Linked DNA regions of Homo sapiens: region 1 is linked to region 2. Evidence: chromatin loops called from intact Hi-C (ENCODE). Cell type or tissue: GM12878. All regions are shown on one strand. Links, peaks and the distances in the headings refer to the core of each region. The heading gives the core; the rest is flanking DNA.

Region 1 (4,051 bases), core at 616-3,115, 740 kb before region 2:
ATCAAATGACCTAATAACTAATTTGTGCAGACCCAGACACAAACCACGATCTCTGACTCTGAATCTTGATTTTTATCAATAACTCTTGGTGATTAGTATGTAGATTTTTTTTCCTTTTTGCAAGTGTGTATCTTTTTTTATTACCCTGTGCCTTTCTGGAATGCATTAATGTTGTCACTGGAAGATTACACTGTATGTATTTAGTGAGCTAGATATTTTTGTTTTCTCCCTGCCGTATCGCCCACATGTCCCCACCAAAAACAGTGAAGGCCAAGTTATACAACGATTATCTAAAGCACTTATTTTAAATTTATAGATACTAGAATAAGTTTATTGACTTAGAGATGCTGCTTAGGAATAAACTATTACTCTATCAACTTTTATAAAAATATATTTTGCCATTTTTTAACTATTTTAGATATTATAAGCAAAACAAAAAATAGAAACCAGGGTTTTGGAATTGAAAATATTATTAGGATATTACTAAATGTTAAAGAAATTTCCCTGGAAATTACCTGAAGATGATGAGTAGAGGGGGAATGGAGAGAGAGAATTATGTTACTTAGCATCTCAGTAACTGGCTATCATAGTGAATATTAAACTTTTCCTCACCACAAGTATTTTTAGGAGTCATATGTTTTCTACTGGAGTACATATCTGCTTAGAATAGGAGAATAAGAGTTGCTTCAGGAAAAGTTACTTGGCAAGTGAATTTGGAATAGACCTCTAGTGAAAGCCAAAGGAAAATAAGTGCTCATGGTGCTCACTAGCACATTCCCTCACTCTTGCTCTCTCTCTCTCTCTCCCTCCCTCCCTCCCTCATTCTCTCTCTCTCTCTCATGCTGCCATATACACACTATACGCACGTATGTATACTCACACATTTGTATGTGTGTACTATATGTATAGAATGTATTTAGAGTAAGGTGAACAAAAGCTGGCCCTATGTCTATTAAAGGTCTGAAATGATAACTAAGCATGAGGCAGAACAACTTCTAAGATGTATTTGGGAACCACCCTTGCACAGCATAGTGATTTTTTATATATACATGAAAAGTATGGCAGGATGATAAATACTGTCCATTTGTTTACATGAATTTAAAAGGGCATTTAGAAGCAAGTGAACTATCTAATTTCATTTAAGAAATAACAGCTTTTGAGTTGCGAGCTAAATTAAATTTAAAGAATCCTGTCATTACCTACATGACCCTTTTATTACATGAGTTAGAACACAGAGCAGGTTATGTCTTTCTGGGTATATGACAACTAAATTACAATAAAGCTTCATCTACTCATGCTAACCTTATTCTCAAAGGTCTAATGATACAAAGAGGTTCTATTGTGTCCTGTGGCCCACTTTACATAATTGCTATGTTCCTTAAAAGTAGTAAAAGGGGAAGATTTGAGAGAGGTATAACAACAAAAAATCAACCTAATGAAACTATATTTAAGTAGATTCATTCTTTAAGAATTAATTGAACATACTATGCAGAAGGTAATGTACTAATCAAAAATGGCAAAATTATGTTAATGGTTTTTGACTCAAAAAATTTTTCTGGTGGATAAGGTGATGTACTTTGGAAACTATGCACAAGGTACCCTGGGGTATTTCACTCCTGCATTGTGCTAGTCACTTGGCTACGTCTTTACTCTTTCTGCCATACTCTACATGCTAGAGGGAAACCTGTGTCTTTAAAAACAACATTTAAAAAAATTTTCATATATTTATTGCAGACAGGGTCTTGCTTTGTCACCTAGGCTGGAGTGCAGTGGCACAATCGTGGCTCACTGCAGCCTTGACATCCCAGGCTTAAGTGATCCTCCCGGCTCAGCCTACCGAGTAGCTGAGACTAGAGGTGCATATCAGCATGCCAGGCTATTTTTTAAATTTGTTTGGTAGAGATGAAGTATTATTATGTCATCCAGGCTCTTGGCTTCAAGTGATCCTCCTGCCATGGGCTCCGAAAATGCTGAGATTACAGGTGTGGGCCACTGCACCCAGCCGGAAACCTGTGTCTTGTCTTTGGATTTGCTCTACTTCATTGTCACACAGAGATGGGTGTGATAGATCATCATAGCTAATTATTGAACAAAAGGATTTACATGTTTCCTTTAAATATAGACAAGGTCCTAAAAGAATTTAAAATAGACTTCTGTGTAAAACAAGAAAGGTTCTTGGATTGCAAAGACGATGTGCTCTAAATGTAGGTGATGCCAGGAGCAGTGCTTTAGAACAGCGAGTACGTCAAATCACCTGAAACTGAAACTCAGGTACAGCGTGTATGTAGAACTGTCATTCTCTAGTTTGCTGGTTGAGTGATGAGACTGCAGTCAAGGTGTAGGCTGGGGCTCAAGTCTTTACTGGGGAGAGATTTGCTTCCAAGCTCACTCTTGTGACTATTGGCCTGAGATGTCAGTTGCCACATGGGACTCCCCATAGGGCAGCTGGATTCTCTCAGAGCAGGAGGGTACCTAAAATAACACCATGGTCTTTTCGTAACCTAATCTCAGAAATGACAGCCAATCACTGTTGCTGCATTCTATTTACTGGAAGTGAGTCACTAAGTCCAGCCCACGTACAAAGGGAGGAGACTGCACAAGGAAGCAGTCATTGGACATCATCTTAGAGAAGGCCCACCATGGTAAATGTATTTCCTTAAACTGAGTATATAAAAATATTATTTTAACATGTAGTCAGCATACAATAATTACCAATAGATATTTAATACCTTTTACTAAGTCTATGGAATATAGTGTGTATTTTACACTTATAGCACTTCTCAACTCAGATGTTATATTTTCATTGGAAATACCCGATCTGTATTTAGATGTCATGAAATTTATACTTGAAAAAATAGATTCTGGGCCAGCACGGTGGCTCACACCTGTAACTTCAGCACTTTAGGAGGCCGAGGCAAGTGGATCATTTGAGGATAGGAGTTCATGACCAGCCTGGCCAACGTGGTGCGACCCTGTCTCTACAAAAATTAGCTGGGCATGGTAATGAATGCCTATACTTCCAGCTACTCAGGAGGCTGAGGCACGAGAATTGCTTGAACCCAAGAGGCTGAGGTTGCAGTGAGCTGAGATCGTACCACTGCCTTCCAGCCTGGGTGACGGAGTGAGCCTCTGTCTTAAAAAAAAAAAAAAAAAAAATTCCCATACTCAACTTATCCCAAATATACTTAAACATTTTCCAGTAACTGAATCAAGTATCAGTTTTAAAATTCAAATTAAAACTAAATAAACTAAAACTGTAGTCCCTCAGTCACACTAATTATGCTTCAAGTGCTCAGTAGCTACATGGCCGCCATATTGGACAGCAGAGTCCTAGAAGTTTTGCTGCAAAAGAAAGGCGGGTAATGACAAGGTACTTGAAAGAGTACTTGGAAGAAGCAGGCAAGTCGTATTTAAGATAATAGAAATCTCTGCATTTTTTTTTTTTGTTTGTGCACCTTGGAGAGAGAGATTTAAGGTGGCAGAAACATGGGATGTAATTGATGGGACTATGGATTATTGGTCAGACTTAAGTGGAGGTGCTATGGGGGCAGAAAGCCTGAAGTGATGAATGGCTTGTGGTAGGGACTTGGTATTCCAGGTGTTGAAATGTAAAATAATTGAGTGTGGGAGACTGAAACAAGAGCTTTTCAAAATTTTCTTTTGGGTTTGCCATTCCCTTTATCATTTTTTCCTAGTGTGAATGCCAAGAGAGAGAAAAGCACTTGGAAATGGATCCCATTTTCCAGGCTTCTGTTTCCTGTGAGCCTCAGAGGAGACCCTTTCCTGACCAGGAGCAGAAGTGTTCTCAGCATAGGAAGAACTCCCTGGGAATGGGCGTCCTGTCCATGTGACTCTTTCAACCAAATGCTACTTGTAAATTAGTGCAGCCACTGTGCCCTGCCTTGACCCTAGTCCTAACTATCTTGTCTCCATTTCCAGTTTCTAAACAAAATTGTGCATAAATATTTTATGTCAGAGGTAAAGGGGCATGGGATCATCTTGTTCAATACCTGTATTTTGTAAATGAGAAAATGGAAGGCCAGAGAAATTA
Region 2 (4,051 bases), core at 738-3,237:
CTCTACCATATTGCCTTATCTTTGCAGAAAATGAAATACGAGGAAAATTATTTTTCTTTGTATGTAAAAGCTTCCCAACTAAAGACTGGAAAATATCACTGAGGGGGGTGTATAATCTCTTCCCCCAAGGCTTCTTCACAGTTTGTCAGAACATAATCAGTTTGTGATAACATAGGTGATTTGTGATTATAGGCAATTGGTTGGACCAGATCACTTATTTTATTCCGCTCTAATCATATAAGTTTATGAAAGTATGAGACTGGAAAAAAAAACCTGCATAAGTCCTTTTAAACTCTTCCTGTTGTGAGCCTTGAAGTCAATTCAGGGAAGTCCAACTTTAAGGCAAATGCACTATCAAGAAGAATGGATGAGGGAGCAGCCCATAGACCAGCCTGAACGTTGCATTCCTGACAAGAGAATTGGCAGAGTGGAGGCTGCCTGGTAGGTCAATGGATTTGGAAATGAAAGTTACATCATGATTACACGGAAAAAAAAAGTCTCTGATAAATAACAAAGACTGCCACAGAGGCACATAAATAACAGTAGCTAGTAGCAATACGAAGGATACTTTTACTACTGCAGGGCTTCTAGATACTAAGCTCACAGGCACCACTCGCAAACTCAAGGTGCCAATAGGATAACAAAATGCAGAAGTAAGGTTACATAAGCTGATTAATTAGTACAGCAGCTGATTTACTTAAGTTTTTGTTGTTGATTTTGCCTTGCTTTTTGAATTATGTTGTGCTGTTTTTCTCTGGAACCTACATTCATATCTGTTGTCAGACAAAAATCTATTTTGTAAAGGGTTGTTAGTGTTTGATTGCCTCTTATCATGGATTATATATACATTGTTTCACGAAGTTTTGCTCAAGAGATCACTTGTAACATCCAGTATTCCTCAGCAGTTTCAGTCTGAGAAATGGGACATTCTTTACCCCACATTTTATAGATTTTGGATAATAGTATGGGTGCTTTTTTCCCCCAAGGCTAGGAGTAGGGCATATACTTGCCAGAAGCCACTGTGAGCCCAGAAACACAACAGCATGCTTATTTTAAATGATAGAACAAATTATTCCTGTTTGTGAACAAAAAAATTAACATTTAAAAATATTTCAATTTGGAGAATTTGGGAAGAATTATCAGCACATTTGAGATGTGGGAGGAGTGTTATATTTTATTGTAAAGTCATTTGCTAAATTATTTATCCCTGTTCTTTCTGACCATCTTATTAAATATAGAAGTGTATTTAAGTCTTAATATTAGAGAAAAGAGATTGCACTGTTAGCCACTCAGCTACCCTTTTATATTTGCCTGGTAGGTTGAAGCATTCCCTGGCATCAGTCTTTCAATAGATTGAAATTAATATCTCTAATTCCGACTTTAACCTAGGGGTTTGCTGTTATCTGATGGTATGTTAATAGTGCTACACGAGTCGTAAGCCTGTCCCCTCAACCTAGAGAGTTCATTAGGCTTTCTATGAGGTGAAAAAGAGGAGCAGGAAGCCAGTGCCAGTTATTCATTGCCTTATGACTCAATTCTAATCACTTCAGTGCATGTGACTGACAGAGAAATGCTCTCTGCCGTGATTGAGGGTATTGATTTCCCAACCCCTTTCGGGGCACACTAGACAGACACAAACAGAGGCTTCGGCTTTCAAAAAACCTCTTCATCTGCCTTAATCACCTGATCGATAATCAGCATCAAGACTAGGGATCTTGAACAAAGCCTCCGCCAATGTCTTTATTTTCTTTCTTCCATTGGGCTACAGATCTGCTGAGTCAAGGTGATCTTAATAGATCAGAAAGTGAACAGTAAGCAACAACGGTAGCAGCCTTTAGTGACAGTTGTTAGATCTAGAAGTTCCCATTACAAAAAAATGTAACTGTTTCTCTCTTCCTCCTCTCCACCCACATCCTTCATGGACCATTGGCTGGCAAACTAACCCCTGCATACATGGCTGAACACTCTGAGAGCCAGCAAGTGAAATCACTTCTGTGACCCAACCAACTGGAACACGGAGTGTGGGGGAGTGGGAAACATTCATAGACAATGAGCTAGCTCATGAGTTTCATATTTTACAGTGGAAGACCACAGGCAAAGTTAAGTCTGAATTATATCTGAGAACGGAACAATAAGTAATGTGAAACACTCAGCTCGCCCAATACTGAGTGCCTCTAGACAAAGCTTTCCATTTCAAGCTTTTAAATATTTGAAAGGTAAGAGTATGCTCTATTTAAACATTTTATAGAACATTTCTCGTTCGGTTTTTTTAAAGTATTTTGATCAGTCACATCTATTTGAAGCTCTGACATTTTAAAATTAAAATTGAAACACTGTTTCCACATCTTGGAAAAAATTTTAATAAATGTTTAAAATTAACTTGTAAATTAAAGGGCTATCTTTAAATCTTGGCATTGCCCCTTCCTCCAAAAGTGTGTAACATTACCTTCCTCAAAAGTTTGCTTTGTTAGGATTTTAAGGGGAATTTTTTTTCTATAACCCCACCGATTTGATTGTGGTAAATGGTTAATTTGTGGTCCTACTTAAAGAATTTTTTTATTCAGCTCTAAGAATTCCCTACTGAATGGAAAACAGTAACACTTATCAAATACCATCTATATTGCCAAAGTGTGAAATGTTTCCAATTAGAATTTCATTCATGTTTAGCCAATTTTTCAATTGAATTAAAAAAGCATAAAACACACATAATCTAATGTATCCTCTGTGACGAGTGAGTCTTTATTTTGCTGAATTCAGAAGAGCCTCATCCAATATAATCACTGCATTCATTCCAATTATAAGAGCAAAGTTGTGCAGACTTCTTATATGTTATGCGATGTCAAGAAGCACAGTGCCCAGCACTAATACCTCCAGTGAAAAAGGCAGCGATTTCCCACAGCAGCGCCTTGATTTAAATTACAGAGCACATTTATTATGCTTCTGTTCCTCAGACTGTGAAATACCATAGTACAGTAGCTTTGTTCTGACCCCTTCTCCAAAGCCCTGCCTCAAAGTGTGACTAATCTAGTGCCGGATGACAGCTAACTTCAACATCAGACAACACGAAAATTGAAGACACTTTTTATCCTCTTGCCAATCTGCGAGTGTCTGAATAAGCCTCGTCAACTTCATTACAAACTCATCATCTCTTGTGTAGATAATGATAGCCTAGGCTGGTGGAGAACTCAGCTTCTTGTTGTTTTTACTGACTTTCTCTGCCTTCAGGCCAAGCATCTGTGGGGATAATGAATGGAGCAATTCTTTTGGCACAAAACAAAAGGCTCTTGGGGTGGGGAAAGGCCCATGGCGTCAGTCTAGGCACAGCTCTCACAAACGAAAATTCTTTGTTATGAATCGCTCCTCAGAAAATAGCTCTATCGTAACCAGAGAAGTGAAGGACACAGAGTAACTTTGTACTGAGGCAGGGAGGTTAAAGGCAGTGACCATGTGAAAGAATTTCAGAGGGATTTGATTCTTCTTTTATTATTTTATTTATTTATTTATTTTAGGTGCCTTTAGCTAAAGCCTATTTGTACCAGATAGAATAACTGTACAGTACCAGCTGAACTATTTAGGATACATTCATTCTAGCATTTCAAAATGGTAGACTTTCTGAATTAGTTCTCCTAGAACTACTGATGGGGTGTGTACAGAACATATAGAGAATGTGAGAATATAGCAGTAGGGAATGTACAAAGATCCAGGAGCACCTTTTAAAGCAAAATTCATCTATTATACTAGTATATGAATATATATCATACCTTTCCCTAGTCTGTTGAGACAGAAGTTAGAGCTCATAATCATCCAAAATTTAAAATATTAAAAATAAGTTTTTACAATTTTATGAATTGTGTGATTAAGAAACGTGGGTGATAGCTAATTATGCCTTACAAGTATGGTAGCTTTATATCATTTATACATATCCCTAATAACTATTTGATCACTTAGCAGATTCTGCTACTAGGCATATTAATCGGTGGCACATTTAGTAAAAAAGATCTTTGTTAAGTAGTGTGGCTGAATATGATAGTTATTTTACCAATTTCTTTTT

The links. Hi-C counts contacts between places; a loop is a spot of excess contacts. Peaks named below come from ENCODE experiments on the same cell type or tissue, not always from the same donor. Only the 100,000 strongest peaks of a DNase experiment are listed, where the experiment ranks them.
Region 1: it touches region 2 in a loop (3-fold over the local background); 1 of 110 quality-filtered maps calls a loop at or near these places.

What each region holds. Positions count from the first base shown.
Region 1 is chr2:164,752,845-164,756,895 of GRCh38, reverse strand. All of the region lies in intron 2 of COBLL1 (cordon-bleu WH2 repeat protein like 1), which reads left to right. Among named protein-coding and RNA genes, the nearest start is that of SNORA70F, 67 kb to the right of the region's middle. In GM12878, for the core only: no CTCF peak of the experiment used is centred there; no DNase peak of the experiment used is centred there; H3K27me3 peaks cover 175 bases.
Region 2 is chr2:164,013,447-164,017,497 of GRCh38, reverse strand. No RefSeq gene overlaps it. Among named protein-coding and RNA genes, the nearest start is that of FIGN, 280 kb to the right of the region's middle. RefSeq lists enhancers at 1,721-1,870, 1,911-1,960. In GM12878, for the core only: no CTCF peak of the experiment used is centred there; DNase peaks (open chromatin) are centred at 1,647 and 1,967; H3K27ac peaks cover 377 bases.